Linked DNA regions of Mus musculus: region 2 is linked to region 1. A link is a loop called in an ENCODE intact Hi-C map of the cell type or tissue named here. Cell type or tissue: left cerebral cortex. All regions are shown on one strand. Each heading gives the region's core, and the rest is flanking DNA. Links, peaks and the distances in the headings are about the cores only. Region 1 has its middle 23 kb from the start of Tacc1. Region 2 overlaps Gm39143 (a long non-coding RNA gene).

The links. Peaks named below come from ENCODE experiments on the same cell type or tissue, not always from the same donor. Only the 100,000 strongest peaks of a DNase experiment are listed, where the experiment ranks them.
Region 2: a loop joins it to region 1, with 10 times the contacts of the local background. A loop is called at or near these places in 2 of 42 quality-filtered maps.

What each region holds. Positions count from the first base shown.
Region 1 is chr8:25,216,806-25,232,742 of GRCm38, forward strand. It overlaps a transcript of Tacc1 not described here. Among named protein-coding and RNA genes, the nearest start is that of Tacc1, 23 kb to the left of the region's middle. In left cerebral cortex, for the core only: CTCF peaks have their summits at 5,131 (motif pointing right) and 9,841 (motif pointing left); DNase peaks (open chromatin) are centred at 5,357, 7,223, 7,815, 8,196 and 2 more places; H3K27ac peaks cover 4,400 bases.
Region 2 is chr8:25,130,686-25,146,622 of GRCm38, forward strand. Gm39143 (a long non-coding RNA gene) reads left to right here. Exons shown (of 3, transcript XR_870257.2): 2 at 1,443-1,600; 3 at 1,917-1,980. Among named protein-coding and RNA genes, the nearest start is that of Gm39143, 8.8 kb to the left of the region's middle. In left cerebral cortex, for the core only: no CTCF peak of the experiment used is centred there; DNase peaks (open chromatin) are centred at 4,830, 7,152 and 8,712; H3K27ac peaks cover 2,105 bases.

The DNA of each region.
Region 1 (15,937 bases), core at 3,191-11,190:
GTTCCCACCTTGATAATAATAGACTAAACCTCTGAACCTGTAAGCCAGCCCCAATTAAATGTTGCCCTTAGAAGAGTTACCTTGGTCATGGTGATTGATCACAGCAGTAAAACCCTAAATAAGGCAATAACTATATAACTATAACTATAAATATATAAAACTATATATATATAACTATATATACATATATATATGTATAGTGTGTGTGTGTGCCTTCATTCTTTTATTCTAAATTTTACAAATGACAGAATTCTGCCAGCCTATGCTATATTCTGCTGATTGAAACAGATCCCAATTCTATAAACAAATAGAGATGTAATTTATAAGCTATCCTGTGTGAAATACATTAATGTAACAGCATTTCCCACACAGAACAATGTGCCCCAAGAAGCTGAGCAGGAAAGGGGAAATCCCGGTGCTCATCCAGGCACAGCCAAGGTATACCCAGGAGCAGGACGACTGGAGCACTTAATTCGGTCAAGGGGAGAAGATACCATCACTGCCCAACTAAGCACCAATATTCATCAAAGGCCCACGCATTAAAGGCTTGGTCACCAGCTGACAGCACTCCTAAGAGGTGACAGGACCTTTAAGAGATAAGTCTTAAAGAAAGAAATCAGGATATTGGGGGGGGGGGGAGGGGGATGCCTTGGAGGAGACAGTGGGAAGACCTTGGTCCTCTGTTGCTTCTCTTTGCTTGCCAGTTGCCCTGAGGTGAATGGGCCACCTCTATCAGGAATTCTGCCAGGTGCCACAGTGCCACGATGGGGCTGGCGTGGACCACAGCTTCTGAAACAACAAGCCAAATAACCAACTTTCTCCCTTAAAGTCTTCTCTCTCTCTCTCTCTCTCTCTCTCTCTCTCTCTCTCTCTAAGACAGGGTTTCTCTGTTTAGCCCTGGCTGTCCTGGAGCTCACTCTGTAGACCAAGCTGACCTCGAACTCAGAATTCTGCCTGCCTCTGCCTCCCGAGTGCTGGGATTAAAGCGTGTGCCACTATTGCCCGGCTCCCTTAAAGTCTTAATCTAACCAGCTGAGAATGAGACCACTACCACAATTTAAAGCTGATTTCGAAGCAAGCTTTAATTACATACTGGCCAGGTGGATGGATGGACTCTGGCCAGGTCCTTGCCTGGGTTTACAGAAAATGGCTACAGGTCACATTTTTCAGGGGCTTAAAAAAAGGCAGACCCCACAATTCACCTAATTTCCCATGAGGTCCAATCACGGACCAGCAAACATCCTGATGTATTTCCTGCCCACATACTTCTCACTCCCACGCAATCAAGCACATTTGGTACAAATTGGTCAAACCAACAGGGCAAACAGAAACTTAATTTTAACTCCAAACAGAACTCTTAACCTACAAGGTATATTTTTCCTGCTTTGGTCTCACAACGGTTGTTTATCTGACTGAGGCAGGAGGATTATCACAAATTCAAGAGCAGCCTGGGCTATGTAGTGAGTTCCAGGATGGCCTGGGCTACAAACCATGAGATCCTGTCTTTAAAAAAAAAAAACAAAAACCAAAAAAAAAATGTTTTTCTGAGGCATTTTGTCATGGCAACAAGAAGCTGACTAGCACATGCATTAAGGCTCATTGTCTTAGCAAAAGTAAATTTACCAATGCTAGGGAAACCCACAGTAAGAGCGTAAGGGAGCCTCTTGCTATTGATGAACGGTGGCTCTACAGTGACAGAGAACCAACAAGCCCTGCTCTTATCTTTTCCAAAATACTTTTTAACATCTGGAATCAACTCATCTGCAGTTTCTTCCAAAACTTGTAACCTGTACTTCCCCACAGAAGTCAGCTCTGGCCACAGAGTCTTATCGGTTGGGTCCCATCTGCCTGACAATATTGTCACTGGAATGCATAAACTGAAAAGCATACACACCATTCCCTTACATATAAGCATGTGTTTATGTGGAAGGAGAGATAATTCATACATACATATACATACATACATACACTTATACATACACACACACACACACACACACACACACACACACATATATACACACACACACACATATATATATGTATATATATATATATATATATGTATATATATATATACACACACACACACACATGCATGCATACACATACAAACTTATACAGAAATAGGATTTAAATGTACACGTTGTCTCCAACAAGACCGTAACAATTGTCTACACCTCTTGTTTTCATAGTGTTTTGTTCTGCAGATGAGGGAGAGGAACCAGGATGCATGTGTCTCCTTGCAGAGCCAACTGCTTTTCCTTCTGCTGTGTAACACCCTTTGTGTGCCCAACTTGATGCTCATGGGAATCAGGATGTATTAATGGATTCTCTGTTATAAATGAAACCCTGATGAATAAACTTATGCAAATACATCTTTTTTGCATATGCATATTTTACATATGCATCTTTTTTACATATATACGATTTCTTAGCACAAGCTGCTAAGTAAGACTGGAGTATCAAGTCACATATATTTTACATTTGATACAAGTAGTCAGCTGCCCTTGAGAAAGGTTATATTGTAACAATTAAGAGGCAAGTTTTATTAAAAGGCACCATCTTGGGCTGCTGAGATGACTCAGAGGTCAAGAACACTGGCTGCTCTTCCAGAGGTCCTGAGTTCAGTTTCCCTGGCAACGCCCATCTATAAGGGGAATCTGATGCCCTCTTGTGGTATGTAGGTATACATGCAGACAGAGCACTCTGACATGTATATAATAAATATGTAAACAAATACATTTTTTAAAAAGGTTTTTAAAAGTTCTGACTCTTCATTTGGGCCTACAGATGAGCAGTGGGCATTTAATGTCAGGACAAAGGTTGGCTTTGCCACTTCACTTTGTATCTGTCTTCTTTACCACCTTGCACTTTGGGTCAGATCCCTGCTCAATGCTACACGTAGGTATGCTAACCACTTAAGGACTATCTGTCTAAAAACTGGTAAAACAAGGCTGAGTAAACCCCAGCTTACCTGACCTATCTCACATCCCTTCGAAGGCTGAAGAACCACTAACATATTTCTGAGAGACTGCCAAAGCACCGGCTCATATAATGTCTTGTTCCAGACCTGTGAAGCGGTGTCTACATGTCACCAGTCATTGCTGTGACCTTCCAGGAACAGCAAAGCCTCGAAGGCAGATCACCCCGTGACTAAGCTACCCCCAACACCAACAGGGAGCAATTATTTCAGGTTGGAAACTGAAGTTGCCCACTAAAGTGGAAACACTTTGTTTGATGTTTCCTATCATCTCACCATAGGAAACAGATTGCCCCCTTCTCTAGACCCAACTAGCAGAACCAGAACAAGAGACCACTCAGCCAAATCCTGTTTGACCAAGACTGTGTAAGTGATTAAACTCTCACCCTTGCCCCAGCCCCTTCTCTTGCACACGAGGTATATACTCCACCCCAAGACAGGGCTAAGATGCAGCCTTGCTCACACCACCTGGTAGTTAGAATGAGAATGGCCTCCACAGGCTCATATAGTTGGGCATGTAGTCCCCAGTGGGTGGAACCATTTGGGAAGGATTTAGGAGGTGTGGCCTCGTTGAAGAACATTTGTCACTGAGGGCGGGGCTTTGAGGTTTCAAAACACTCAAGACAGTCCCAATGGTCCCTCTTTGCTCCCTACTTACAGATCAAGATGTGCATGCTTAGCTACGGCTCTAGTCCCGTGCCTGCCTGTCTCTTGCCATGCTCCCTGCCATGATGGTCAAGGACTCACCCTCTGAAACTATAAGCCCCTGTGGTGGTTTGAATAAAGATGGATCCCATAGGCTCCTGTGTTTGAATGCTTAGTCATTGGTGCTGCTTAAGGAGGGTTAGGAGATGTGGCCTTGTTGGAGTATATGTGGCTTAGTTGGAGGAAGTGTGTCACTGGGGGTGGGCTTCAAAAGCTCAAGACAGTCCCAAGGTCCCCCTCCTCCCTTCCTGCTGCCTGCAGATCCAGATGTAGACCCCTCAGCTACTTCTCCAGCACCATGTTTCCTGCCACGATGATAATGGACTAAACATCTGAAACTATAAACCAGCCCCAGTTAAATGCTTTCTTTGATAAGAATTGCCATGGCCACAGAGTCTCTTCCCAGTGACAGGCCATTAACTAAGTGTCTTATCTCGGCAATAGACAAGCAACCAAGGCACAGCCACAGAGATTACATCCCCCTCCTGTCTTTTGGCCTTACTTTCCCCCTTTCTGCACAAATGGCTGCATTCAAGTGTTGGGGCTCTCTGAAGTGAGGTGGTATGTGGCCAAGGACTCCAGTAACAATAGTAATCTAAATTTTTAAATGACAGTATAGGAGACAGCCTTTTCCTCAGACTTCAGCTGATACCGAGTTCCATTCACCTTTTAAACCTTTGCTAATGTGTAGAGGTGATTTGTCCCTATCAATGCCCGAGTATGAACAATTATTTATAAGGCTGAGTGTTTTCATGCATTTACGAAACCAACCTGTCCTCCTTTCTCCCTCCCTCCCTCCCTCCCTCCCTCCCTCCCTCCCTCCCTCCCTGTCTTCCTGGTCACTCATCTCTCGCTTGTCTATGCCCTCTTGTTGGAAATGGAAGATTTAACTCCTTAGCTTGAAATCTGCAGTAGTAAGCTATGATCCCTGCATCACCAGCCCCCAGGACATTAGGAATCACATGTTGCTATAGAGTGGGAAGCCTGGGGTGGCCCTACCATCCACAATATGACAAACCCTGAAGAGTGATGCCCAGGGGGTGACTGGGAGGGGGAAAGTGAGCGGGATATAAAATGAATAAGTAAAAAATTAAAGAAAGAGTGATGTTCATTCAGAAATAGCTTAGTTTCACTTTTCTCAATAATATTGCGCGCACTCTCTCTCTCTCAAACACACACACACACATACACCTCCATATATCCCTATCTTTTGGCTCTTTTGGGGTATAGTTTGGATCTACTGGTTAAAACAAATGCTTCCATTTGAAAATGAGTTCTCCATATTTTCTCTAGCTAACTGCAAAGTGATACTCTTTTCTATTTTAACTATTTTTCACATCTCCCTTTTGTTGTACAAAGAAATGGCTTTCACCGTGTCTTTTTCTTTTCTCTTCCCCCCTTTTAAGATTTATTATGTAGTGTTCTGACTGTATATCTGCCTGCAGGCCAGAAGAGGGCGCCAGATCTCCTTATAGATGGTTGTGAGCCACCATGTGGTTCCTGGGAATTGAACTCAGGTCCTCTGGAAGATCAGTGAGAACTCTTAGCCACTGAGCCATCTCTCTGGCCCTCACCATGCCATTTTCATACATTATATTCCACTCTTGTCTACACCCCAGCACTCCTCCTCTTCCTGATCCTCTTTCCGCACTGAACAACGTTCCCTTCTGCTCCATGACACCTGCCTCCCATCAGCTTCTTTTCTCCCCACTCCTCTCTGAGCATGGCTTCCTCTCTACTTCCCACTCCTTCTTGTTTTGAGACAGTGTCTCATTAGGGAAACCTGGCTGGCATAGAGCTTGCAACAATCCTCCTGCCTCTGTCTCTTGAGTGCTAGGAACCACTATGCCTAGCTTTTGCTTTCATATATGAATATATATACACAAATATACATATCTAGGTCAAGATTCCATATGTCAGAGAAGGTAATACTTGTCTTCGGTTTGCGTCTAGCTCATTTCACTTAACATAATAATACCTACTTTCCCACAGATATCGGCTTACAGATATCACTTACAGCTGGAGAAACTTCCACTGTGCACAGATACCTACTGAAGCCTCACCATTCCGTGGATGGACAGGCTGTGTCCATGCCTTGGCCACTGTGAATAATACAACAACAAATAAGCATGCAAGCATCTCTGTGGTGTGCTGACTTATTCTCCTTCGAGTGTGTGCCCAGGAGCCGTAGATTTTAAAGGGACATTTCCTCTTCTTGAGGATCGACTGATTTCCATTCTGACTTTATTTACTTATTTAATTTTTAAATTTAACTTTATTTTATATGTATCAGCATGGGGGACTCAGATCCCCTGGAACTGGTGTTACAGACAGTTGTGAGCTGCACATGCGGTTGCTGGGAATTAAGCCTGGATCCTCTAAAAAGAGCAGCCAGTGAGTGCTCTTAACTGCTGAGCCATCTCTCCAGCTTCCATTCGGATTTTAATGAGATGGAATCTCAATATAGTTTAGCTTGCGGCTCCCTGAAAGCTAAGGATGTTGAACAGTTTTTCAAATATTTATTGGTCATTTTTATTTCTTCCTTTGAGAACTGCCTTCATCCCATTGGCTATTTACTGGCTATTTATTGGATGATTTGGGGGTTGTATTTAATTGGGAGGTTCTTTATAGATTTTATATATTAATCTCCTATCTGACCTATAACTAGCAAAGATACGCTCCCCACCCCCCAATCTTTAATCAGTTCTATGATTCCTTTTTTTATTTTTTTGTCTACAAGTGTGATCATTTGAATATGCTCGGCCTAGGGAGTGGCACTATTAGAGGGTGTGGCCCTGTTGGAGTAGGTGTAGCCTTGTTGGATTAGGTGTGTCACTGTGGCTTTAAGACCCTCATCCTAGCTGCCTGGAAGCTAGTATTCTGCTAGCCTTCAGATGAAGATGTAGAACTCTCAGCTCCTCCTGCACCATGCCTGCCTGGATGCTTCCATGTTCCCACCTTGATGGTAATAGACTGACCCTCTGAACCTGTAAGCCAGCTCTAATTAAATATTGTCCTTAGAAGAGTTGCCTTGATCACGGTGTCTGCTCATAGCAGTAAAACCCTCACTTAGACAACTTAGAGTCTAGGGATCATTTCCTGTGGGGCTGGGGTCTTCTTTTTGGAAAGTCCTTGCGTAGGCCTTGATCCTGAAGAGTTTGAAGACTATGTCTTCCTCAGGTCGTTTAGCCTTGAAGGCTCGTGGCACATCTTGAGTTTATCTTTGTTTGGGATGAGAGCTGTAGATGCGCTTTCTTTCCTTTGCACGTGGTTGTCACTGTCCCAGCGCCATCTGTACAGCTGAGCTCTCTCGGCAGGGCATTTGTCTTCAGCTTGCACACTAGAGACAGAAGCTTTCACCACGCCAAGTGCATTGCTTTGTGCCCCGCCTGTCTACGGACTGCACACCACTGGCTGCTTCCCTCTCAGTAAAACTCTCAAGCCCAGAGCATGGCACACCCCAGAGGCTCAGCAGACTGATCGTGGCTATGAGAGGTTTCTCTGATTTTTGTCTTCTTGAACACCATTTTCTCCACCCACAATCCACATTTCAATTTGGAACTTATGCTTTCCTGTGCTGGGTCCAACTCCAGCTTTCCAGGGTGTGAATGTGACTCACAGCTGACTCAAAATTCTCTCCCACCCCTATCCCTCTTTTCTCCTGCCCCCAAACCATATTAGACCCATCGAGCATGTGGGACCCACATCTAACCCAACTGCCGTGCCTTGACAGCCTTTTAACATTTCAACTGTGTTTACCAGAACCTGTTTAGTAGATCAAACCCAGGGCAGGATTCCAGACCTAAGTCAGCATCCCCAGGGTGGAAGATGTGCTCAAGGCTGCCCACCCACACCCTCCCAGGAGAAAAAGCCCTCTGAGATGGAAGCAGGGTACCCAGCAGGAATCCCAGGCAAGGAGCTAAGTTTGGGGGTTTCATACGCAGAAACCTGACTCTGCAGTGTGTTAGCGATAAACAAATTGGGCATTTTCATTAGTCCCTGGTCTCTAAATGTATTTCATCCCTCTATTGGAGATGCTGGGTTAAACGTCTATGATAAGCCCTGGTAGGAACATTTCCCAGCTTGGTGGCGCCAGAAATATGTACACAGATGGTGTGAACCATTCCTCAGCTTCATTCCACAGCTCCTGGTACATCTGTGTGGCCAAATGCTGCTGCCTCTGTGGTCCCAGAATTCACTCCTGCCTACCCATACAAGGACCAAATTGAAATTTTTTTCCCTAAGTCTTTCTTCTTTGCTGGAATTTTTCCTCTGCTCCCATTAAAATACTGATTTCTGTGCCCCTACCCCCACCCCCCAAGCAAGATACTCAGGATCATTTTATCACCTGCCCTCACACTTTAGAGTCAACCATTCAATATCTCCCATCAAGTGGCGTTCAGGGTGGACGGGGCACCCCAAGGGAGCTGCTTATTCGTTCTGAAGCTGACAGCGGAGTGCAAAGGAGTGATTCATTTTATGTAACACAGGGCTCTGAAGGTGGAAGAAACTCAGCTGTGACCAAAAAAGGAAGCAGCGTGATTCAGCTTCCATGGGTGGGGGTGGCGGGTGAGGAGGGGGCGCACTCGCCGAGAGGGAGGAAGGAAGGCGGGCATATCCAGTAGTGGCAACAGGGCAGGCGGTGAGGGAGAAAGGAGAGCTAAAATCTTACCCAGCTGCTACCTTCAGAAACCAGTGAAGCTATCGCCCTTGGAGAGGAACTTCCAAAAGATTCCTCCCTGATTGTGAAGTCCTTGAGAAGTCGTGGCTTGGAAACTGTCACCTAGAGTATTTTTACAGAAACAAGATAACCACAACAGGGCTCTGCGGCTTGACCGAGGGGGGGGTGGGGGTGGGGACACTGTTTTCTGATCTCTCAAGGTGTCAAATTGTTACTGCTCTTTGGAAGGTTTATTGGAAAGTCCGGCTGGAAGTACAGGACATGTACACACAGACACACACACACACACAGACACACACACACACACTTCCCCCTCACATAATACTATAGAATCACAGATTAAACTCACTACACACAATCCACATATAGTCTCATGTATACATACCACAATTGCATATAGTCACACATACACACACCTCTCCTATACAGATATATAGACATACATACACATACACATATTTATATATATATATACACACACACATATATATGCCATAGAGCTATACATACTCCAATCTCCCACACAAATAAATGTCCCCACAAAGTCACACACAAGCCACTCCCACAAACCCCAAGTACCACCCACACACTCACCCACACACTTTCCCACACACCCACACACTCACCCCCACACCACCCCCACACTCACCCCCACACCCCCACACTCACCCCCACACCACCCAACCACCCACACACTCACTCACACACTCACCCCCACACTCACCCCCACACTCCTCAAGCATCAAGCACACTAGTTCTGGTGTAGGAGTTTGGACTCAAAGGAAAGAGTTTACAAAGGGTAAGAAAACAACATTTCCGTTAAAACAAAATAAACCATAAACTAGGCCAAAAGAAAAACATAAGGAGAAACTAAAAATGTATTTAAAAAATGTTGGATGAGCCAGTCAAGTGGATGTTATAGTGTTATAGCCCTGAAGATGAAAAAGCCAATCTCCTTCCTCCCCCCCCCCCCCCCCGTTTCTTTTAAACGGGGTCTTAGTATGGCGCTCATGCTGGCTTTGAATTCCTAAGCTCCTTGTTAAACAGGGTACCTGGGACTCTGGGAACCCATTCATCCCTCTTGGTGGAGAATGGCTATCCTCCGAAGGGGGGCATAGCAGTCTCCCTGCTTCTGCAAATAAGACCTTCGTAAGCTGTACAGAAACCACAGAAGGCACCCACAAGTTCTGCCACACAACCAATACAAGTTTTAAGGGACTGTCTTTAAACCTGCATTTCTATAAACACACACTGCCGCTACAAATCCCTTCTGCATCTAACAGGCATTTACACTGCACTTCAGTCAGTGGATGGATACCAATGAACAAGTCATGAGGACACACAGAAAGATTCCAACTCCCAGAAATGGAAAAAAAAAAAAAAAAAAAAAAGGCGGGGGGGGGGGGGCGTGGAGCGGCTGGGACGGTGGTTGGCTCCCCCTGGTGGCAGAACTGAAGAACAACGCCTTCTCTGGCAAGAGGTAAGAATGTGATAGGGACCGAATGAGGGATCCACCCTGTTAGCACATGGTTGGTCTCACAGACCACAGACATGCTCACTCTGTCTCTCTTCCCTATTACTGCTATATGTTCCCAAAATTTGGGGACATCTCCTAGTTCTAATCTTGTCCTCGTGAGAACACACAAGCTTCCATTTCGGGTATCAATTTGTAAATGTGGCCCGTGATAATTAGGACTTGACTTAGGTTCCCCTGAGTTATTGCTCCAGGACACTGGACAGTTACTGGGTTCTAGTACTAAGTTTGGATGCTGAATATCTTCTAAAAGGTCAGTGGGCTACAGGCTCGACCAACGAGAAGACACCCCTGGAAAGTGCCGGAAGCTTTCCTGTGTAGGTCGGGGTGTGTGTGTGTGTGTGTGTGTGTGTGTGTGTGTGTAACACTACTTCAGGAGATTTGTAAATCCCAGTTTTTTCCTCTCCGCCACACGCTGGTACCAGGCTGTGATGCCTTTCTACCAGCCCAAAGCTATGGGTTAGAACCACGAAAACTCCGAGAATAGACCTTTTATCTTTATAAATTGATTGTCTCTAGCATTTTTTGTTACAGAGACAGAGGCTCATACACATGGCTTTGCATGTGAAGTACTACAACTTGAGGGGGAAAAATTATGTATTCGTTTTGGTGATGGTGTGTTGCAGGGTTGAGATGTGTATAAGAGACAGGTGTATGCTACGTAAATTCTTTTTTGTTGTTATTCTTTTGAGACATAAGGTCCCTCTCCCTCTCCTTCCCCAACCCCCCCCCCAGCACCAAACCCCCACCCCTGAGAGAGTGCGTGTGCGTGTCTGGCTTGGACTTTACTGTGTCGACCAGGCTGGCCTCAAATTCACAAGATCCATCTGCTTCTGCTTCCCAGGTACTGAGATTAAAGGCCTGTGCTATCACGACCAGTTTACACAAATTCTTGAATCTGATCAAAAGAAAGTTGCAATCCTTTAGTCCCAGTATTTGGGAAGCAGAAGCAGGTAGATCTCTGTGAGTTTGAGGTCAGCCTGGTCTACATAGTGAGTTCCAGAACAGTCAGAGGTATATAGTCAGACTCTGTCTCCAAAAAAAGAAGAAGAAGAAAAAAAGAAAAGAAGAAAAGAAGAAGAAGAAGAGGAAGAAGAAGAAGAAGAAGAAGAAGAAGAAGAAAGAAAGAAAGAGAAAGAAAAGAGAGAAAGAAAGAAAGAAAGAAAGAAAGAGAAAGAAAAGAGAGAAAGAAAGAAAGAAAGAAAGAAAGGGAAAGAAAAGAGAGAGAGAGAGAAAGAAAGAAAGAAAGAAAGAAAGAAAGGAGAAAAAAAGCCTTCTGTAGTCAAGTAAATAAAACATCCACACTTAAAAAGACAACCCCATTCATCTCCCCAGTTTCCTACTCTCCTATCTTGTCCAAACGTCTCTCACTTGGTTTTCTCAAACCTCTATTTAAGAGCAGTTTTGATGTAGTTCTAGAAACATAACATTTTGCACTCATTAGAAAAGCAAGACACACACACACACAAACACACACACACACCTTTTCTTTTGCAAAGAAGCCCACAAGAGTCATTCTTTCTGTGTAATGTAATGTAATCCAGTATGGTATTTATCTACAGAACAGGTTGGACCATGCTCTGACAGACACTTCCTTTCCTGACACTATGTTAGCTGAAGGGGAAAAGCCATAAACACTCATCATCCCAGGAGATAGCAGAGCCCTGGCTGGTTAATGAGCCACCAGTACAAACACCTGGCAATTTGGTGCCCCCCCCCCCCCCCGCCTCCCGTTCAGCCAGTTTCTCCACACCTGAGTCCTCACTTCCCATTTATGACTCTGTGACCTTGTTTGTAAATTTTTCCAAGCCTTAGGTTTTTTTAGAGACAATTTTATTTGCTTCACAGGCCCACAAAATGATTACATGAAATAATGTCTCTGGATCCCTGACACCCACTTTATATATTGTGTATGCATATTTTCACGTGGAAATGTCTGTAAGGATATTATCAGAGTGTGATGGTTTGTATATGCTTGGCCCAGGGAGTGTCCCTGTTAGGAGGTGTGGCCTTGTTGGAGTGGGTGTGGCCCTGTTGGAGTGGGTGTGTCACTGTGGGCGTGGGCTTAAGACTCTTACCCTAGCTGCCTGGAAATCAGTCTTCCACCAGCAGCCTTCAGATGAAGATGTAGAACTCTCAGTTCCTCCTGCACCATGACTGTCTGGATGCTGCTATGTTCCTATTTGATGATAATGGACTGAACCTCTGAACCTGTAAGCCAGCCCCAATTAAATGTTGTCCTTATAAGAGTTGCCTTGGTCACGGTGTCTGTTCACAGCAGTAAGACCCTAAGACACAGAGTCTAAAGAAATTTTTAACCCAAATAAGTCTTCAGAGGTATTGTTGTAAATGACAGTTCCTTCGCTGGAGTCCTGGGAGCCCTCATCCTGGCTGGTGCTGGGTACCATCAGGATTTTCCAGGAATGTACAGTGGAAGATTGATGCACAAGGTTTCTCAGAAATGAGACTACCCTGCATTCATAGAATAGACACAACCTGGAACTGGTGATGAATGCCTTTAATCCTAGCTCTCAGAAGGTAGAGGCAGGACCTCTGTGAGATCAAGGCCAGCCTGATCTACAGAGCTAATTCCAGAACAGCCAGGGCTACTCTGTCTTGAAACAAAACAAACAAAAGAAAGAAAGAAAGAAAGAAAGAAAGAAAGAAAGAAAGAAAGAAAGAAAGAAAGAAAGGAAGAAAGAGAAAATAGACATAACTCAACAGTTTCTCTGAAACACCCCTGCTATGCTTTGACTGTTCCCACAAGAGCGCATGTTGACATTTGGTCTCTGCCATGAAGTGGTATATGGTGGGTGTGATGGGCTGTCTGATTGGGTCATGAGGATGTCCATGATCCAGGACAACCAGAGCCATTCCTGGATCCACGGACTGATGAGTCTCTTGGGAACAACCCTATTGCCAGAGCTGTTTTGGCTCTATCTCTTGCACACACTCCTTGCACCATGTGATGTCAGCTTTCCTCTACACACTGGGACTCTGCAGACAAGTGCCTAAGAAGGACATGACCAGACACAGCTTAACCCTGAATGTCCCACTCTTTAGAACTGTGAGCCGAGTCTTCTCCTCCTGCAAGTTAGCCAGTATTAAATGTTGTGTTATGGCAACAGAACACAGACGAAGACAACTCCCGAGTTTAAGCAAGCTATACATCATTTCTTCGCCTACAGCTGTTACCAATGGTACTTGCAGCAGATCTATCCTGACAACAATCAAGGGGAAACTGGACTACATATATAAACCAAAAACACCTTTAAACATTATACCCCGGTGTCCTTACGAGCAAGATTTCTGAGAAGAAGCGTCAAATGTAGGACTCCCACTGGTAAACGTCTCCAAGGTTGTCAAGTCTTCATGGGCAAAAGAGCAGAGGATGAAGCATAGTGATGCCTTTCATCGTGGGAACCTGTTAGTACCTCTCAACCAGTCTATGAAAAAGCCAAAGGCAACAGCGCCCACGACTGAGCAGAGAGCAGCAGAGGGCATGCTGTTACTGTGTTGCAGAGGAAGTGACATCTTTAAGATGGGTTCGGCTGCTGTAGTATGCACAAGAAAGGTCCTCCTGTGAATGTCCCCTTTCGCTTAGGTACCGCACCCTCCCCCATCCTCAAGGTCACCTCCTCTGCCTCACTCCTAGCCCTCAGTGGTACAGAGACACATTCAGTCTGCATATATTTAGAAAGGCTTTCCCAGGTGCATGTAAATTCCCATGCAAGTAACATACTCATAGTGCTTAGAGAGCAGCCTGCTAACTTTTGCTGAGCCTTCAGTTATAAAGTTCTCATCCTCAGCTTATGAGATAAGAAAAGAAAAACAAACAAACAAACAAACAAACCAGCCACCGAGAGGGAAAACCCACAAGGAAAAGACAGACTATATTAATGAACTTTAAGTGGTATTACTGGATGGATATGATGGCACACACCTGCGATTGCTAGCATATGGGAAACAGATGCAAGAAGAGTCAGAGTTCAAAGCTAACCTGGGCTGTACAGCATGTCATGTCAAGAGAAGGTGGGGGTGGGGGTTGGAGAGGGAGAGAGGAGAAAGGGCCATTCCACGCTTAAATACTATACTAGAGCAAATGATTTGTTTTCTATTATATACATAGAAGTAATTTCATGAAGCCCAGGCTAGCCAAAATGTTGATATGTAGCTAAAGATGACTGTTTTAGTTAGGGTTTCTATTGCTGTGAAGAGACACCATGACCATGGCAATTATTATACAGGAAAGCTGTTAATTGGTACTGGCTTACAGTTTCACAGGTTTAGTCCATTATTGTCAAGTTGGGAAACATGGCAGCATATAGGCAGACTGGTGCTGGAGAAGGAGCTGAGAGTTCTACATCTGGATAGGCAGGCAGCAGGAAGTAGGAAAGTGGTTTTATTCAAACCACCACAATGACCTGAACTTTTCATCCTCCTGCCTCCATTTCTTCTTTCCTCCCTCCCTTCCTTCCTTTCTTCTTTCCTGTCTGTCTGTCTGTCTGTCTTTCTCTCTCTCTCCCTCCCTCCCCCTCTCTCTCTTTGTTCCTTCCTTCCTTCCTTCCTCTCTCTCTCTCTCTCTCCCCCTCTCTCTCTCTTTCTTCCTTCCTTTCTTTCTTTGGAGGAAGTATAGATTTCAAGGTAGGGCCTCACTATGTAACTCTAACTGTCCTGGAACTCACAGAGATCGTCCTGCCTCTGTCTCCACAGTAATGAAACTGAAGGTGTCTGTGACTATGCTCAGCTCCTGCCTCCATTTCTCAAGTGTTTGGTCTACAGTCACCATACTTGACCTGATTGGCTATTTTAGTGGGGAAATTGTCAGGGCCTTATTTCACATTGGTGTTTCTAGAATCTCATATAGAATAAATGGTTTGTTATAAATAAGAAAAAACCAAACTGGGAAGAAAAAACAAGCTATGTTGTCCTATAATAAAGAAACTAAAGCTAGAGACGGAACAATAAAGAATAACACCACAGGTTGATTTATGTTAAAAAAAAAAGTCATACCTGCAAGTAGTGACACACAACTTTGATCCCAGAACTTCCTAGACAGGTGGATCTCTATGCATCTGAGGCTAGCTTGGTCAACATAGTGAGTTCTAGGCTATCCATGGCTCACTGGACATAGTGACACCATGTCTAACACAGATAGATAGATAGATAGATAGATAGATAGATAGATAGATAGATCATGACTACTGAATTTATATTGGGATATATTCCAGATAGTAAAAACTACAGAAATCTGAATAAAATATGGGTTTTGGTTAATAATATGGTATCAATGTTGACTCATTAGTGTAACAGATATGTTGTAGTAAAACAACACGCTGCTAAAAGAAGAAACACCACATGGAATACAAAGGAGGCCTCTATATCAACTTTTCTGTAGGGTAAGGAAAAGATTACTTAAGAAATAACTCTCCTCCATACCAGCACTTGAGAGGCAGAGGCAGGCAGATTTCCAGATTCAAGGCCAACCTGGTCTACAGACAGGTTGTTCTCAGTCTCAGGACAGCCCGGTAATTTCCCTCAAAGCTTAACAAATGAAGACAGCAGAAAAAGTTTATAGACTTGCATAAAATACACATTAACTAAGCACATGGGGTGCTGTGTACTTAACATCACTTAAAGTACCTTATATCAGTACTGTAATGGGCAGTATTTTTTTAAATTTATTTTAATTATTTTTATCTCCATGAGTGTTATGGTTGTGTGTATGACAAACAAGAAGAACATGTCAGATCCCCTGGAATTGGAATTTCAGGCAGTCGTGAGCTGTCATGTTGTTACTGGGAACTGACTGGGGTCTTCTGGAGGAGCAACGAGTGCCCTTACTCCTGAGCCAGCTCTTCAGCCCCTATGACAGGTAATCTTGATTATTAATTTGGTGGAATTTAGAAACACCTGGAAACAAATGTCTAGGCTTGTCTGCGAGACTTTATTTAGATTAGGTTGCATGAAATGACCGACCCTATGTGGTACCTTCCCACTGGTGGGCGTGGGGATGGGGGTTGGGGTGGGGGCT
Region 2 (15,937 bases), core at 4,422-12,421, 85 kb before region 1:
GGGGAAATCCCCACTCAACTCCCGATTCGGCATGCACCCAAGAATCACGAATAGAACACAACACCTTGATGTAACAACATGAGGTATTTTAATGACAGAGCTCCGGGTCGAAACGAATCTCACACAGGAGACAGTAGAATCGACCATGAGGCTTGGAAGCTAGGGGTTTTTATAGAAAAGGAGTGGGACTGGGGGAGGAATTGGTGCGGTTTCACATGATTGGTCCATTTAAACATCAGCAGCCTGTTAATATTTAACTTAGGTCAGAGGAGTGGGAGATAAGGAGGCGATGGGCCTGCCCGGGCATGTCCTGGTCTGTTCTGCTATGTTCTCAGCCCCAGGTTTCAAAGCTCACAAACAACTCTTTGGGCTCTTTGGGCTATTTGACATACATTACATGAATCACAGGTCTCAAGTTTTATTTCCTTTTAAAACCAGGGGTGAGAGGTTGTAAGCCACCAGGCTATGCTCTTCAAGAGTATGCTGGGACTCTGGGCTTTTCCCTTCTGTTGTTTCTTTCAGTTCTGGGCCATGAGTGTCTTTAGTTTACCACACCCCGTGTCATGATGTGCTAAAAGCAACAGGGAGAGACACAGATCATGCGCAGAAGTCTCCTGAAGGATGAGGAGAAGGGACCCTTAGCTCTTCATAAGTTGATCACCTCCGGCATTTGTTATAGTAACGAAAAGATGGATGTCTGCAGACTATTAGAAAACACTCAGTGCTTAAATTTTCGGAAAAACACAGCAGGAAACGGGGGACAGAACGAGAAGCTTTAGAAAAGGTAGCCGGTTCCCAGCACTCGGGAAGTTAAAACAGAGGTATCACAAGATTGAGCGAGCCCAGACTGCATCATGACACACTACATTAAAAACAACAACAACAAAAAAAGAGCCAGGTGGTGGTGGTGCACACCTTTAATCCCAGCACTCGGGAAGCAGAGGCAGGCAGATTTCTGAGTTCGAGGCCAGCCTGGTCTACAAAGTGAGTTCCAGGACAGCCAGGGTTACATAGAGAAACACTGTCTCCAAAAACCAAAAAAAAAAAAAAAAAAAGAAAGAAAGAAAGAAAAGAAAAAAAGAAATGTTGCCACTGAGAAGGTGATGTTTGACACAAAATTGGACAGGACAGCCATGGGATCATCATGGGGTGGCCACAAGAGAACAGCAAGTACAAAGACCTGAATATTGTAACCCAGGGTTGGGGAGCAGCCTGAAAGGACCTCTCAATCCCCTCACAGATGTCAGACTCTGGAGTTACCATGCAAGCCTCAGTCTCAAGCACTCACTGAAGCCCTCAGGCCTCAGTCACTGGGGATGAGCCAGTGGTGTAGCTGAACAGACCCCTCCACTGGATCATTCACTGATTTTTTAAGTTTCTAATCTTCTTTCTTTATTAATAAATTTAATCTATTGATATTGAAAATACATCCTCTTCATCAGCAGCACAGGGCCATCCCTGCTGGCCTGAAGATTGTGTTGAGTGTCCTGTGCTTTGGCAAGGAACAGTCTTCCAAGTGAACCCTGTGTATTGGGAGAAGCTTGGCTCCTGGCTCTCCTGCACACATTGTATTGAGGAGATTCTCCGCCCCAGGCCCAAGGTGAGCAGCCGTCAGCACGTACTCCCTGGCCCCAAGGCTGGGCCTTTTCTTTTCCTTCCAGAGGCCAGGGGAGGGGAAGTGTCTTGAGGCCTCTGCAAACTGTGCTTTAGTGGCTGCTTTTTGGGGCTCCTGCACAGGTCATGACTAGGGAAACTACTAAAAAAACAAAAAAAAAAAACAAAAAAAACAGAGCACCCCAGAGGTTTAGTACCAGCCATGGACATGGAGAGACAGCTGTAATGAGAATTCTGGAATTTTGGTTTCTTTTTTAAAAAGCCATACATATTATAAAAATGTACTTTCGTTTTAATTCCAGGTGTGGGGTTGTGGGGCTGCTTCCAACCGTCCATAGCAGCTGACTGTGATTTGCATCATACGTTAGCAGAGGCGTGGTTTTTGCCAGCTGCAGATGGTGTCTGCGATTCTGTGACGTTTGGAAAGCTGGAAACTTTCTCAGAGGGTAGAGAAATGTTAGAGCCCACGGAGGCTGGTTGTGGTTCGTTAGTAGCCATGCTCAAAGAATAAACAAAAGGAAAGAGATGAGATTCAGGGATCTCTCTGTCTCTGCCTTTCTCCTCCTATCTAGTGACTGGGGGTGAACCTGGGAGGGGGGAAGAGAGGGTAGGAAAAAGAACCCACAAAGTAGCAAAGACCAGCTGCAGACGTAACTCCCCCTCTTCCCCATGTCCTCTTGCTGATCACTCTCTGATGACTGCTAAACCTGAGTCTTTTCCTATACTCTAGTCAGCCCATCTCACCGTCTTAGTCAGGGGTTTTATTGCTTTGAGGAGACACCGTGACCAAAACCGGGTTGGGGAGGAGAGAGTTTATTCGGCTTACACGTCCATATCATGGTCCATTATTGGAGGAAGTCGGGACAGAAACTCAAACAAGAAGGAACCTGGAGGCAGGAGCTGACGCAGAGGCCATGGAGGGGTGCTGCTTACTGGCTTGCTCCTCATGGCGTGCTTAGACTGCTTTCTTATAGAACCCAGGACCACCTGCCCAAGGAATGGCACCGCCCACAGTGGGCTGGACCCTCCCCCACCAATCACTAATTTAGAAAATGCCCTCCTGGCTTGCCCACAGCCTGATTTTTTAGAGGCATGTCTTATTTGAGGTTCCCTCCTCTCTGATGAGTCTAGTCTGTGTCAAGCTGACCCCTTGTCAACTTGACACACAAACCTATCACTGTTAAGCAACAAGCTGTCCTTTCTTGTTCATTCCCAAGATCACACATTAGCAACACTACAATATAAAACATTTTACAAATTTGAAAAAAATCCCACAGTCCTTACATTTTCAAACACTTTAAAATTAAATTAAATCTCTTTAAAAACTTAAGTCTCTTTTAAAAAATCTAAAATCTCTTTTAAAATTCAGTCTCTCAACTACGGACTCTTAAAAAAAAAAAAAGCTAAATACACTTCTTCAAGAGGGAAGAACCAGGACACAGTTATAATCAGCTCAAAGCAAACTCCAACAGTGTAGTGTATATAACTCCATGTCCAATAGCTGGGATTCACTCACTGTCTTCTGGACTCCTCCAAGGACCTTGGGTCACTTCTCCAGCTCCGCCCTCTGCAGCACACACAGCTTGTCATCTAAACTCTGGCAGGCTCCATTCCACCCCTGCTGCTCTTCTGGGCGGTCAGCCTATGATACATGAATCTCCAAAATGCTGGGGACTCGTGCACCTGGGCTATACTTCCACCAATAGCCTCTCTTGGTCTTTCTTCATGGATTGCAACCCTGCCACACAATGTCAAGCATCAGCTGCCCTCCATGACCCCTTCATGCCTTCAAAACCCATACACCTGGGAGACTCTTATGCTATAAAGTTCAGCTTCCAGCACAAAGGTACAACTTTGGTTGCCTCTGGAACACAGCTTCTGCGTGCTGACCCTGAGGAAACACTTCCCAGATTTCACCTCAGTGATGGTGGATTCTTCTCAATCATTGCTAATTTCTTAGCTCCGGCTGACAGGCATCAACTATCCCAGTAAAGCAAGGGTTTTATTTACTTCTGTGATTCTAGTCTCTTGTTACCCACAGCTGATTCTTCAGCCTCAGTTAACCAAAACCACAGATTCTCAACTCAAAATACCAAACATACCCTATAAGTCTTTAAGTGACTCTCAAACTTCCCTCTGGAACTCACAACCCAGGCCTCCATTGTCTGCAGGGCTTTCCACATTCTTTTCTTCCCAGCTCCCACAGAATAGCTCACCAAGCTTTGAATTCTCTCTCAGTGGCTTTTCTAGCCCAAAGTTCCAAGGTCCTTCCACAATCCTCCCCAAACATGACTAGGTCTCTCACAGCAATACCCCACTATGCTGGTATCAGCTTCTTAGGGTTTTGTTTGTTTGTTTGTTTTGTTTTGTTTTTTGAGACATGGTTTCTCTGTATAGTCCTGGCTGTCCTGGAACTCACTCTGTAGACAAGGCTGGCCTCGAACTCAGAAATCCGCCTGCCTCTGCCTCCCAAGTGCTGGGATTAAAGGCGTGTGCCACCACGCCCGGCTTTCTTAGGGTTTCTATTGCTGTGATGAAACACCATAACCAAAAGCAACTTGGAGAGGAAGGGGTTGATTTGACTTCCATATCATAGTTCGTCACTAAAAGAAGTCAGGACAGGAACTCAAACAGGGCAGGAATCCAGAGGCAGGAGCTGATGCAGAGGCCATGGAGGTGGGAGGGCATCTGCTTTCAGCCTGCTTTCTTATAGAACCCAGGACCACAGCCCAGGGATGGCTCCACTCACAATGAGCTGGCCCCTACCCCTATCAATCACTAATTTATAAAATGTCTTAACAGGCGAATCTCATGGAGGAATTTTCTTACTGAAGGTTCTCTCCGCTCAGATGACTTTAGCTCTGTCCAGTTGATAGAAATGCTCCAGCATACTGTCTCATGTCTCCTACTTTGGGATGTTCCCAAATGAGTTCGAGGCCAGCCTGGTCTACAGAGTGAGTTCCAGGACAGCCAGGGCTACACAGAGAAACCCTGTCTCAGAAAAACAAAACAAAACAAAACAAAACAAAACAAAACAAAACATACCTGATACTGACATCCCTGGCTAGACCCCATAAACCCGGCTCTCTCGAATTCCCAATTCTGTGCAGACACAGCCAGCTGCCCAAGCAAGAGACCCAAATGTCTCTTTCCCTCCTCCTCTCTCACCACCCACACCCTGCAAGGCACCACACGACACCAATCCCCTCGGCTGCAAGTCTCCTCCCCTCCTCCCACCTCTGCCTCTTATTTCAGGCTCTTATTATCCCTTCATGCCCTCATCTAAGGCTTAGGGACATACCAGAGACAGATGGCCTCCTACCCGTGAATCACACTTGAGCGTGGAAAATAACCAACACATGAAAGAATCTCGCATTTACAGTGTCAGTAGGTGACAGGAGAGACTTGACTGTCTTCTGGGGAAGGTGAGGTTAGAAGTGAGGCTGGAATAATTACTTGGGAAGACGAGCGATCGTGTAAGCCCAGGGTAAGCTGCAACCAGGCAGACCTCCATCACTGCCCTTTGGTTCTGGACAGCAGCTTAGTCGTGTGCTCATGACCTCCACTTAATAGGTACTCCCTTCAAGCTGGCACAGAGATTGGGACACTTTGCTGCACAGAGATGCCTTGCTCGTTTCGCATGTTTAGCCTACACTACGTGGGGGCAGTTCTTGCAAAGGAGAAGGGGGCCGATGTTTATGGTGCAAGTGTCAGGGGACACACAGAACAGACCTGCCTGTCCTTGGGCTGTCGGCACTGTCATTACTAATCTCCATCACAGGCACAGATGGGACTGCATCCTCTCCTGCTGAAGCCAGACAAGGCAGCTCAGTTAGGAGAACAGGATCCACAGGCAGGCAATGGAGTCAGGGAGAGTCTCTGCTCCAGTTATTGGAGGACCTGCATGAAGACCAAGTTGCACATTTGCTACATAGGTGCAGGGGGCCTAGGTCCAGCCCATTATGCTCTTTGGTTGGTGGTTCAACCCCTGGGAGCCCCCAAGGGTCCAGGTTAGTTGACTCTGTTGGTCTTCTTATGGAGTCCCTGTCCCCTCTGGGTCCCTCAATCCTTCCCCCAACTCTTCCACAAGACTCCCTGAATTCCATCTAATGTTTAGCTATGGGTCTCCGCATCTGTTTTAATTAGCTCCTGGGGTGGGGAGGAACTCTCTAGGACCTGGGATGTGGCAGGCTCCAGTGAGCCTATGAGGGTGAATCTAGTTGAGCCTCCTAGTCTTGGGGGATATGGAGCCTGAAGTGGCCACCTCCTGTAGCCAGGCAGGACTCCCAGTGGAGGGATAAGGACACCAATCCACCCTCAAAACCTTCGAGGCCAAATTTGTCCTGCCTATAAGAATTGCAGGGACAAAGACAGAGCCGAGACTGAGGGATGGCCAACCAATGACTGGCCCAACTTGAGACCCATCTCATGGGCAAGAACTAATCCCTGACACTGTTAATGATATTCTGTTATGCTTGCAGACTGGGGCCTCACGTAACTGCCTGGCAATCATTCTCATTGTCTAAGTTCACCTTCATTTGTGACTCTGCCTATACTAACCTTCAATATCAATGATGGAAGTCTTTGGAACAAGTCCACGGTGCCTGCTGCCTGCTGCTTTATCAGCAAGGAACTAATCACAAATGCTTGGCCTTGGCACAAGCTAAGCAGGTCCTGCCCACCACTGAGCTGAAACTCCAGCCCTTTGCAACATCTGCATTAGCCTTGAACTTGCAATCCTCCTGCCTCAGCCCCCCTGGTAGCCAGCATTCTAGGCCTGAGTCATTAGGCTCATGTCTCTATACATTTATTTCTGATTATAACCCAGCTCAACACAAAAAGACAATGTCTTCAGAACAGGGCATTTCGTTGACAGCAAAACTGTACCAAACATCTGTGGCTTGATTAGCTGATGGAGTTTAGATTTTTAGATCACAGTAAGATATTTCATATGGACAAAACACCACATTATATGGAGTCCAGACTCCCATAGCTACAGCCCCTCGTGATCTGCCCTTACATTACATCTGAGTGGAGATAGCCATGGACCCTGAGTCTTTTAAGATGGAGGAAGGGAGGTCTTCCATCCTGGCTCAATAGTTCTTCCTTTTCTTTTCTTTCTTTTCTTTTCTTTTCTTTTCTTTTCTTTTCTGTTTTTGTTTTTGTTTTTTTTTTTCAAGACAGGGTTTCTCTGTGAGCCCTGGCTGTCCTGGAACTCACTTTGTAGACCAGGCTGGCCTCGAACTCAGAAATCCGCCTGCCTCTGCCTTCCGAGTGCTGGGATTAAAGGTGTGTGCCCAGCTCGATTGTTCTTTCTTGAAGGCTTGGAATCTGTAGCTCCAAAGACCGGGGAGAACTTGGTTCCATAGCCTTGGCCCTGTGGCTCAGTGCGTCGGCGTGAGATCCTTGTTGTCCATCTTGGTGCTGCAAATCAAACACTCCAGGGCCTCTGAGTGCTCCACACAGTTCTTCCCTTTATCTGCAAGTCAGAACTGGCACTGACTGTCAAATCAATTCCCCTCCTACCACCATCTCCTGCCTCTAAAACAGGTACCAAATGAGGAGGAGCAGGCCGAGGGAGGGAGGGCTGGGCTCCAACTCTTTGCTCCAAATATCAGCTATAAACACAAATTCACTCTGCTTCCTGGAGCCAAAAATGCTTGGTTTTAAAAAACTAAAACAGCTGTGGGAAGGATTTTGTGTTCATTGGCTTTCTGTTACTCTTACAAAACATCTGAGATAGACAACAATGGGAAGGTCGGTTTGCTCACTGTTTCTGAGTCTGTGGTCACTCAGCCCCATTGTTCCAGGGCCCTGTACATCTTGCAGAGGGTGGGAGTGCCGCAGAGAGGTCTGCTCATCCTGTGGCAGTCAGAAAAGAGGCCAAGGTCCCAACGTTCCATTCAAAGTTATACCTTAATGGCCTAAGTTCCTTCTACAAGGCTCTACCTCCTACTTTCTTAAGGTTCTACCACCTCCAAAGAGTGCTACACTAGACCAAGCAGTCAATACACGGGCATGTGGAGGACATTTAGATTCCCATTTTGATGGTATAGCAGATCTGATGTTAGTTTACATCTGTGGCCATATCCAATTATCTTTTTTCTTTCATTAGCTACTAATATTAGCCACACCCCTAAAATAATATGAATTTTGTTTTTGATTTTTGGTTGGTTGGTTCTTCTTTAAAAAAAAAAGATTTATTTATTATTATATCTAAGTACACTGTAGCTGTCTTCAGATTCACCAGAAGAGGGTATCAGATCTCATTACAGGTGGTTGTGAGCCACCATGTGGTTGCTGGGATTTGAACTCAGGACCTTCGGAAGAGCAGTCAGTGCTCTTACCTGATGAGTCATCTCACCAGCCCCAGTTTCTGGTTCTTCTTCTTCTTCTCCTCCTCCTCCTCCTCCTCCTCCTCCTCCTCCTCCTCCTCTTCCTCCTCCTCCTCCTCTTCCTCCTCCTCCTTCTTTCTTCCTCTTCTTCTTGAATTAGTGATAGCTCATCTTGAGGAAATTTACTGAAAGTTTCACATAGAAGGAGCTAAAAGAATCTGTAATAAAGGAGCTGAGGAGATGGTTTAGCAGGTAAAACATTTGTCCCACAGGCCTGACAACCTGAGTTCTTTCTCATGTCTGGAACCCAGGTCAAAACGGAAATGGTAGCATGCACCTGTCCTGGGGCAAGATGGGAGTTGGAGACAGAGCATCCCCGGGAAGTCCACAGGCCAACTCGCCTGGAGAACATAGAACGGTGGATAAAATAAGAGAGGCCCCGCTTCAAAACAAGGTAGAAGACAAGGACTGATACCCAAGGTTGTCCTCTGACCTTTATGTGTGCCTACACACACACACACACACACACACACACACACACACACACACACCACAATATACACATGCAGAAGAAAAATAATTACACATCCACAATAAAGGACAGGATTAGACACATGGGGTCCAACAACTCCGCACCTAACATTTCAGCTTTTGCGAGCTGACATCTGGCCACCCCCAGCACCCATATATAAATTGTCGCAAGTGTGCCTGTGTGCTGGATGATTCATGCGAGCTCTTCTGGAAGTTGTCCCTCGGGTGACAGCAGAGTCTGTATCCACCCCTGTCCTCCCTCTGCCTGGTGAAAATGCAGACTATCAGGCTCTGTGGCACAGTCACAGGCACACGGTGGCCTTCTTTATTTAGGTACAGCACTGTTAGGCAACTCCCTCCCACGACGAGCTTTGCGGGTCTCTGCCATAGCTCCTTTGTTCTGAGCAGCCTGCAGTAACCAAAGTGCATACATGCCCAACAGGAGGGCTCCCCAGGGCACCCTCACCCCACAGACCTGGCCCTCCCAACACAACCCCTGGTGGCTTTATTGGTCCACATTTACAAGGACGTCAGTGACTAAGACATTCCTGGCAGTGTGCCTGGAGGAGTCCTGCTCTCCTTTCCTTCACCTGAGTGCGGCAGATAACTATCTAAGGCAAGAGAGGCCAAAGAGCTGGTGAGACCGTCTGTCTGTCTGTCTCTTGCATTATTTTAGCAAAGAATTAGTAAGTGAGCCATGTTCTAAGGATTAGACTAACCCCCAGCACCTCCTTTTAAAAAGAGGTGATTTCTTTTTTGGTTTTGCAGGTGTGAGAAAGACCTTCTCCACTCTTTACTTCATCCCTTCCATGGATTTGTTGAGTCTACAGCAAATTGGGTTTGGGGCAGGGGTTATACCATGATGGATGCTTGAAGCTACCTAGCCCTAACAGGCATCCAGCTTTCTCCCCACCCCAGCCCCCCTTTTTTATGTAATCCCCCACCCCCTACTTCCTAATCTATGACTGTACTGGCTAGTTTTGTGTCAACTTGACACAGCTGGAGTTATCACAGAGAAAGGAGCTTCAGTTGAGGAAATGCCTCCATGAGATCCAACTGTAAGGCATTTTCTCAATTAGTGATCAAGGGGGAAAGGCCCCTTGTGGGTGAGACCATCTCTGGGCTGGTAAGAGAGCAAGGCTGAGCAAGCCAGGGAAAGCAAGCCAGTAAGGAACATCCCTCCATGGCCACTGCATCAGCTCCTGCTTTCTGACCTGCTTGAGTTCCAGTCATGACTTCCTTGGTGATGAACAGCAGTATGGAAGTGTAAGCTGAATAAACCCTTTCCTCTCCAACTTTAGGGGCATGGTGGCGCACACCTTTAATCCCAGCACTCGGGAGGCAGAGGCAGGTGGATTTCTGAGTTTGGGGCCAGCCTGGTCTACAAAATGAATTCCAGGACAGCCAGAGCTATACAGAGAAACCCTGTCTCAAAAAAAAAAAAAAACAAAAAAACAAAAAACAAAAAAAACAAAAAAAACAAAAACACAAAAAACAAAAGAAACCTCCCCAACTTGCTTCTTGGTCATGATGTATGTGCAGGAATAGAAACCCTGACTAAGACAATGACTAAAGCTCTTCAGGGGTATTTATGGCCAGGACAGTGTTTACTGTTGACCTTGTGATTGTGCTGACTGTAGATCAGAGGCTGCCGGTGCTGATGGTCTGGGTGGCTGGAGAGTGAGTCTGCATTTATAGCACAGGCCCTTCTCTTTCTCTTTCTGTCATCTGCTCAGGCAAGAGTTACCATGATCTCAAGATCTCCTCCTGAGAACAGATGAGAGGCTCAGGTCTCCGAAAACAAATGTCTCAGTTCTTGGCCCCTTGGCCACAGTTGCATGGGACAGACCCAAGAGTCCCAAATTCTGAATGACTGACCACTACACACATATGAAATCCTCAGTGGCCTCAGAGGGCAGCCATGTATGTTCCTGCCTTTCTGGTGATGTGCAATTCAATGAAAGTGAGGCATATCAGCCATCGGAGTCTCTCCTGGGCATCTTTGGCTTTATTTGGGTCTGACAGACATGACCATCCCTTGGAGGTTTCAGAAAGGCAGGCTGGGAAACTCTAACAGTTTAGGAGAGAAGGGAAATGGATGTGGGGTGGTCTTATACATCTTTTAGCCATGAGTTCCATTAAGAGATCAAGGAAAACTCAGGGCTCTGACTAAGGGAGAGCAAAGCTCTGGGGAGGCACAGAGTCTGTCTCTCTTTGTCTCATCTCTCTGTCTGTCTGTCTCTATCTGTCTCTCTTTGTCTCTCTGTCTCTCTCTCTCTCTCTGTCTCTCTCTCTCTCTCTCACACACACACACACACACACACACACACTGTCTCTGTCTCTGTCTCTGTCTCTTTCTCCTGCTATACCTGGTCCTGAGGAAGAAAACTCTAGACTCTACAAGGCCCACTTACTCTGATCAAAATGTCTCCTCCGATTGTGTAACACCGGGCAGGTGTCTGTGATTGTTCTCTGTTTAAGTCTTGACTAGACAATAAGTCATTTGTAGCCAAAAGTTTTGACATACAACATGACTCCTCCAGGGAGCCCTGTGGATTCTCTATGTGAGTGTTGTTACTGTCTGTTTGAGACTAGTACTGTGAGACAGGCAGCTCGGTCTACCCTGTAGCTTTATTCTCTTGCCTCAGACTTCTCAGTTACTGGGATTATGATCCACTACCATTTTTGTTCTCAATGTACACACAGTAGTTATATCCTTACAGACAACTACTGGTAATATTAAAAGCTGACGTTTGTAGTGATGGTCATAATGGCTATGGAAGTAGCTTCCCCAACAGGCTACACGCGACTTCTGTTGTTCACCCCGCTCTCCCCGCTCAGGCGTGCAGAGTATAAGTCCCATCACTGAAATATTTGCTAGGTTTCATTTTATTTTTTTTAATAAAAATGATAATAGGGCTGGAGAGATGGCTCAGCGGTTGAGAACACTGACTGTTCTTCCAAAGGTCCTGAGTTCAAATCCCAGCAACCACATGGTGGCTCACAACCATCGTAACGAGATCTGATGCCCTCTTCTGGGGTGTCTGAAGACAGCTACAGTGTACTTACATATAATAAATAAATAAATCTTTTTTAAAAAAAATGATAATAGTTTCAAGTCTAGGTTGCTTGGTGACAACTTTGACGAGGCTCACCTCTCTCTCTCAAAAAGCTAAAACAAGACAGGCTGTGGTGGTACTTTCTGTAATCCCAGTGCTTGGGGGCTGAAACAGGCGAGGCAGGACCCCAAGACCAACCTGGGGTGCTTCAACTCAGGGGCTGGAGAGGTGGCTCTGCAGTTAAGAGCACTGGCTGCTCATCCAGAGGTCCTGAGTTCAATTCCCAGCAACCACATGGTGGCTCACAACCATCTATAATGGAATCCCGTGCCCTCTTCTGGTGTGTCTGAAGAGAGCAGCAGTGCACTCAGATACATAAAATAAATAAATATTAAAAAAAAAAAAAAGAATTTGACTCAGAACACCAAAACAGGAAGCTGGAGGTAAGAAACCAAACAAAAGCCAAAAGCCACCCTCTGAGCCCAGTCACATTTATACTTTCCCCCTGGCATTAGGGCACCCAGCCTGGGTGTTCTCTCATGGGCGTAGTACAGATCTTGAATGAAAGGGTTCAGAGTCCTCTGTTCAGGGTCCTTCACAGGAAACCCTGGTCCCCAGACGTGTGGTCTTGAGTGGCCTGTCTGTGACTGTCCCCAGCAGCTTACAAGGGAGCAAGGCTTACCATCCCATGGAGGGCAGGGCAAAAGGGCCTTGAAGACTTAATAACAGGAAACTAAGGAAGACTCGGTGAGAAGCTGACCGAGTACTTGCACTTTGGGAAGTGTGTGTGAAATCTCACGTGGTCCAAACCACATTCTCCAACTCGCTGTGTAGCTGAGCATGCCTGTGACTCCTGATGTTCCCATCTCTACCTTCTAAGGAGCACCACCTTGTCCAGCTGTTTTCCTAACAATCAGTGACAAAGGTGGCCCAGAACAGAGAAGAGGCTTCGGGGACAGACTTGAGATGGAGAGCAAGCTGTGGGAGGGAGGTAAGCGGCTCCTGAAATTACAGCACCTGTAAGAGAGGCTCCTGACCAGTTCCTTGATTTCAGGGTCCAGGCTCACCGAGGCCCTTGATATCCTTGGCTGGGGCAGGGGAGGCAATGTCTTTCTGGGTCTCTTTGCGTTTGATATAGTCTTAGACAGGTGACATTGTTTTAAGGCTTGGAACTTGTGTGGAGCCTGGGGAAGCTGGCTTTCCTGGACTTGGGCTTGGTATCTTTGTCTGTCTCTGTCTTTCCCTGTCTCCGTCTCTGCTTCTCTCACTCTCCATCTCTGTCTCTCTCACTCTCTGTCTCTGTCTGTCTGTCTGTCTGTCACACACACACACAGAGTGCTGGGGTGAACCCCGAAACATGCTAGTCAAATGTTCTATCATGGAGGTATGTATACTCCTCAATGCCAATTGTCCTCTTCCTCCTCCTGCTCCTCCTCTTCCTCCTCCTCCTCTCTTTCCTCCTCTCCAGACAAGAATCTTACCATGTAGTCCAGGCTAGCCTCAAACTCACCATCCTCCCTTCTCCATTTCCAGAGTGCTGAGACTATAGGCATAGGTCACCTCACCTGGCCCAATTCTACGTTTTTGAAGCTATTTTTATGCTTGCAAGTTAACTTATGATTTGAGTTTATAAGATATATATATATAATCTCCACCATACTTGGCCTCAGGAAGCTGGTCTGAGATGCCCAGCCTGCTGCCTTCAGTTGCTCAGGCTGCAAACTTGAACTGTGGCTCAAACAGACACACCATGCTGGCTTTGGTTCCCAAGGTTGCCAGTCAAAAGCCTTGGGCATGCTTTGTGAGCTCTGTTGGTGACATCTCTCTTGTGGACTCAGTGTCCGGGAAAACAGAATAAACAAGGGCCTAGAGGGAGTCTCTCAAATTCCAAACATTTGACTTCAGGATTTGGCAGAATTTATCACTGACTCTGCTATGAACAGAACCGTTCCGCCTGGCCCCTTGCCCTCAGCACCTGCTACCCCATTGGACACAGCCAACCTCTAGGCTCCTCTATTGCATGCTTGCAAAGATGCTTCCCCTGGGAGAAGGGCCTGGCTTCTTCCTGGAGCCAATTTAAACCCAAAGGGGCCTTTAAAAATACATTTAAGAGTTGGAGCGCATCCTGCCCCTTTAACTTGTGAGCTCAGTCCTGCTGGGAACCCAGTGACATTTCCATTCTGGCATGTCAGTCAGTTTTTTTCCTTTAGATTTGTTTTTATATAAACATCCCCCTGCAAAATTACCCTCACATTCTTAAGGAAACTCAGGGTTCCAGTCCCACCACTTCCTAGCCTGTTCCCTTTGCTAAAATCCCCACTTGACTCCTGCTCACTGCTTCCCCATGTTTCAGCAACTCAGGGCCAACTGAGGCCTCTCTTATTTATTACTTCATACCACGCTGTGGGCTGAACCCCAGGCCTTGTACATGCTAGTCCAGTGCTGTCCCAGTGAGCCTCCCAGGGTGCTATTAGTCATTTAAATATCTCCCCTAATTTCTGAAATCCCCTGTTCCCAAGGTCACCTTCCCTGTGCTAGCTCCAAAACCAGGCCTCCTAAGGTGGAGGGGCTCAGTCAGAAGAGCTACGCTCATTCTTCAAGTGGAAATGTGGAGTGGAACAAGGGCCTGGAACAAGGCTAATCACAGAGGTCAGAGGAGTTCTTGCATATGCTTGAAAGGAGCTTAGTGGTCGCCAAAGAGAAGGGAGGAAAAATGAATACAACCAGACCTCCAAGAGCGATTTCAAACCTCTCCATCCCCATGATGTTTCTATTGAACATGATCTTCCCACGTCACCCTCCAAATTGCTGTTACTAGAGTCACGCATCCGTGCGCCTGGGAGACGTTGCTACGGAGACTTGGCGTGATTTCCTTCATGAAGGCTGCTATTGAGTTAGTCACATCTGTGCACCCAGGCTACCACAAACAGTCACCTCGGTGGGCGCAGCACAACTCCAAGGGAACCCTGCAGGAACTCAGTGTATCTGTCAAAATAATGATATGTTTTTCATTCTATTTTTTTCCCCTTTGTGCTGGGAGTTGGGTCCCAGGCAAATGATCTATGTCTCAGCTATAGCTACATCTTGCTTAAGTTTAAAGTTCATAGAGACACCCTTAGGTTCCTTCGGCGCACTCAGACAGTGAAAGTAGATCTGTGGAAAGAGGATTGAAGAAATTATCCTTTTTCTGCCACAATTAATATGTGAGCTCAAACAGTGCCTGTATTATTCATGTCAGCTTGGAGATCTCTCAGGGTTGGGTCTCAGAGAGTCTAGTTTCTCAGGGTCTGTCATGCCAGAGCCAGACCTCTAAGACTCTGTCCTCACAGGGTCTGCTCTCCCAAGGTCAGTCCTGCCACGGTTGATCGGCTCAAGGTCTGGTCTCTCTCTCTCTCAGGGTCTCACTCCCCTGAATCTAGCCTACTGGGATCTGGTCACACAATGTGGTCTCTTGTGCTCTGTCCTTGCAGGGTCTATACTCTCCGAGTCAGGTCTCCCAGGGTCTGTTCTCTCACCATCTCATCTGTCAGCTGCTGGCCTCCCATGGTCTCCTCTCAGGATCTGGTCTCCCAGGGTTCCCTGGGGGTCTCTCTCCTCAGAGTCTGCTCTATCAAAGTCTGTCCTCTTGAGGATGGTCTCTTATACTTTGTCTTCTCATGGTCTAGTCTCTCAGTATTTGGCCTCTCAGATCTGTTCCCTCAGACTCAGACTCTGGTCTCTTCAGATCTGTCTTCTCATGGTCTGTTCCCTTGGGGTCTGGTCTCTCATGGTCTCTGTGATCTGGCAGTAATATTTGGTGCTCAGGATAAACATTCACTTCTTTTTCAATAAATTACACAATAGGGGGAGTTGGTCGCTTCTGTTTGGTATTTTAACATGAAGAACAAATATCTGAGGAGCAGCAGATATGTTTAACCCGATTTAAACATTGCACAATGTCTATGTGGCTCAGAACATTAAATTGCTCTGTTAATATGTGCATTTTTCTTGTTATTTATTTATGTGTGTGCAAAAGAGGGGAGGGAGGGAAGGAAGGAAAGGAAAGGAAAGGAAAGGAGAGAGAGAGGAGAGAGAGAGAGGAGAGGGGGAGAGAGAGAGGAGAGAGGAGAGAGAGAGGGAGAGAGGAGAGAGAGAGGAGAGAGAAAGATAAAGGAGAGAGAGGAGAGTGGAGAGAGAGAGGAAAGAGAGATAAAGGAGAGAGAGGAGAGGGAGGAGAGGGAGGAGAGAGAGGAGAGAGAGAGGGGAAAGAGGAGAGAGAGAGAGGAGAGAGAGAGAAGAGAGAGGAGAGAGAGAGGAGAGAGAGAGAGGAGAGAGAGGGGGAGAGAGAAAGGAGAGAGAGAGGAGAGAGAGGGGGAGAGAGAGAGGAGAGAGGGAGAGAGAGAGGAGGGAGAGAGGAGA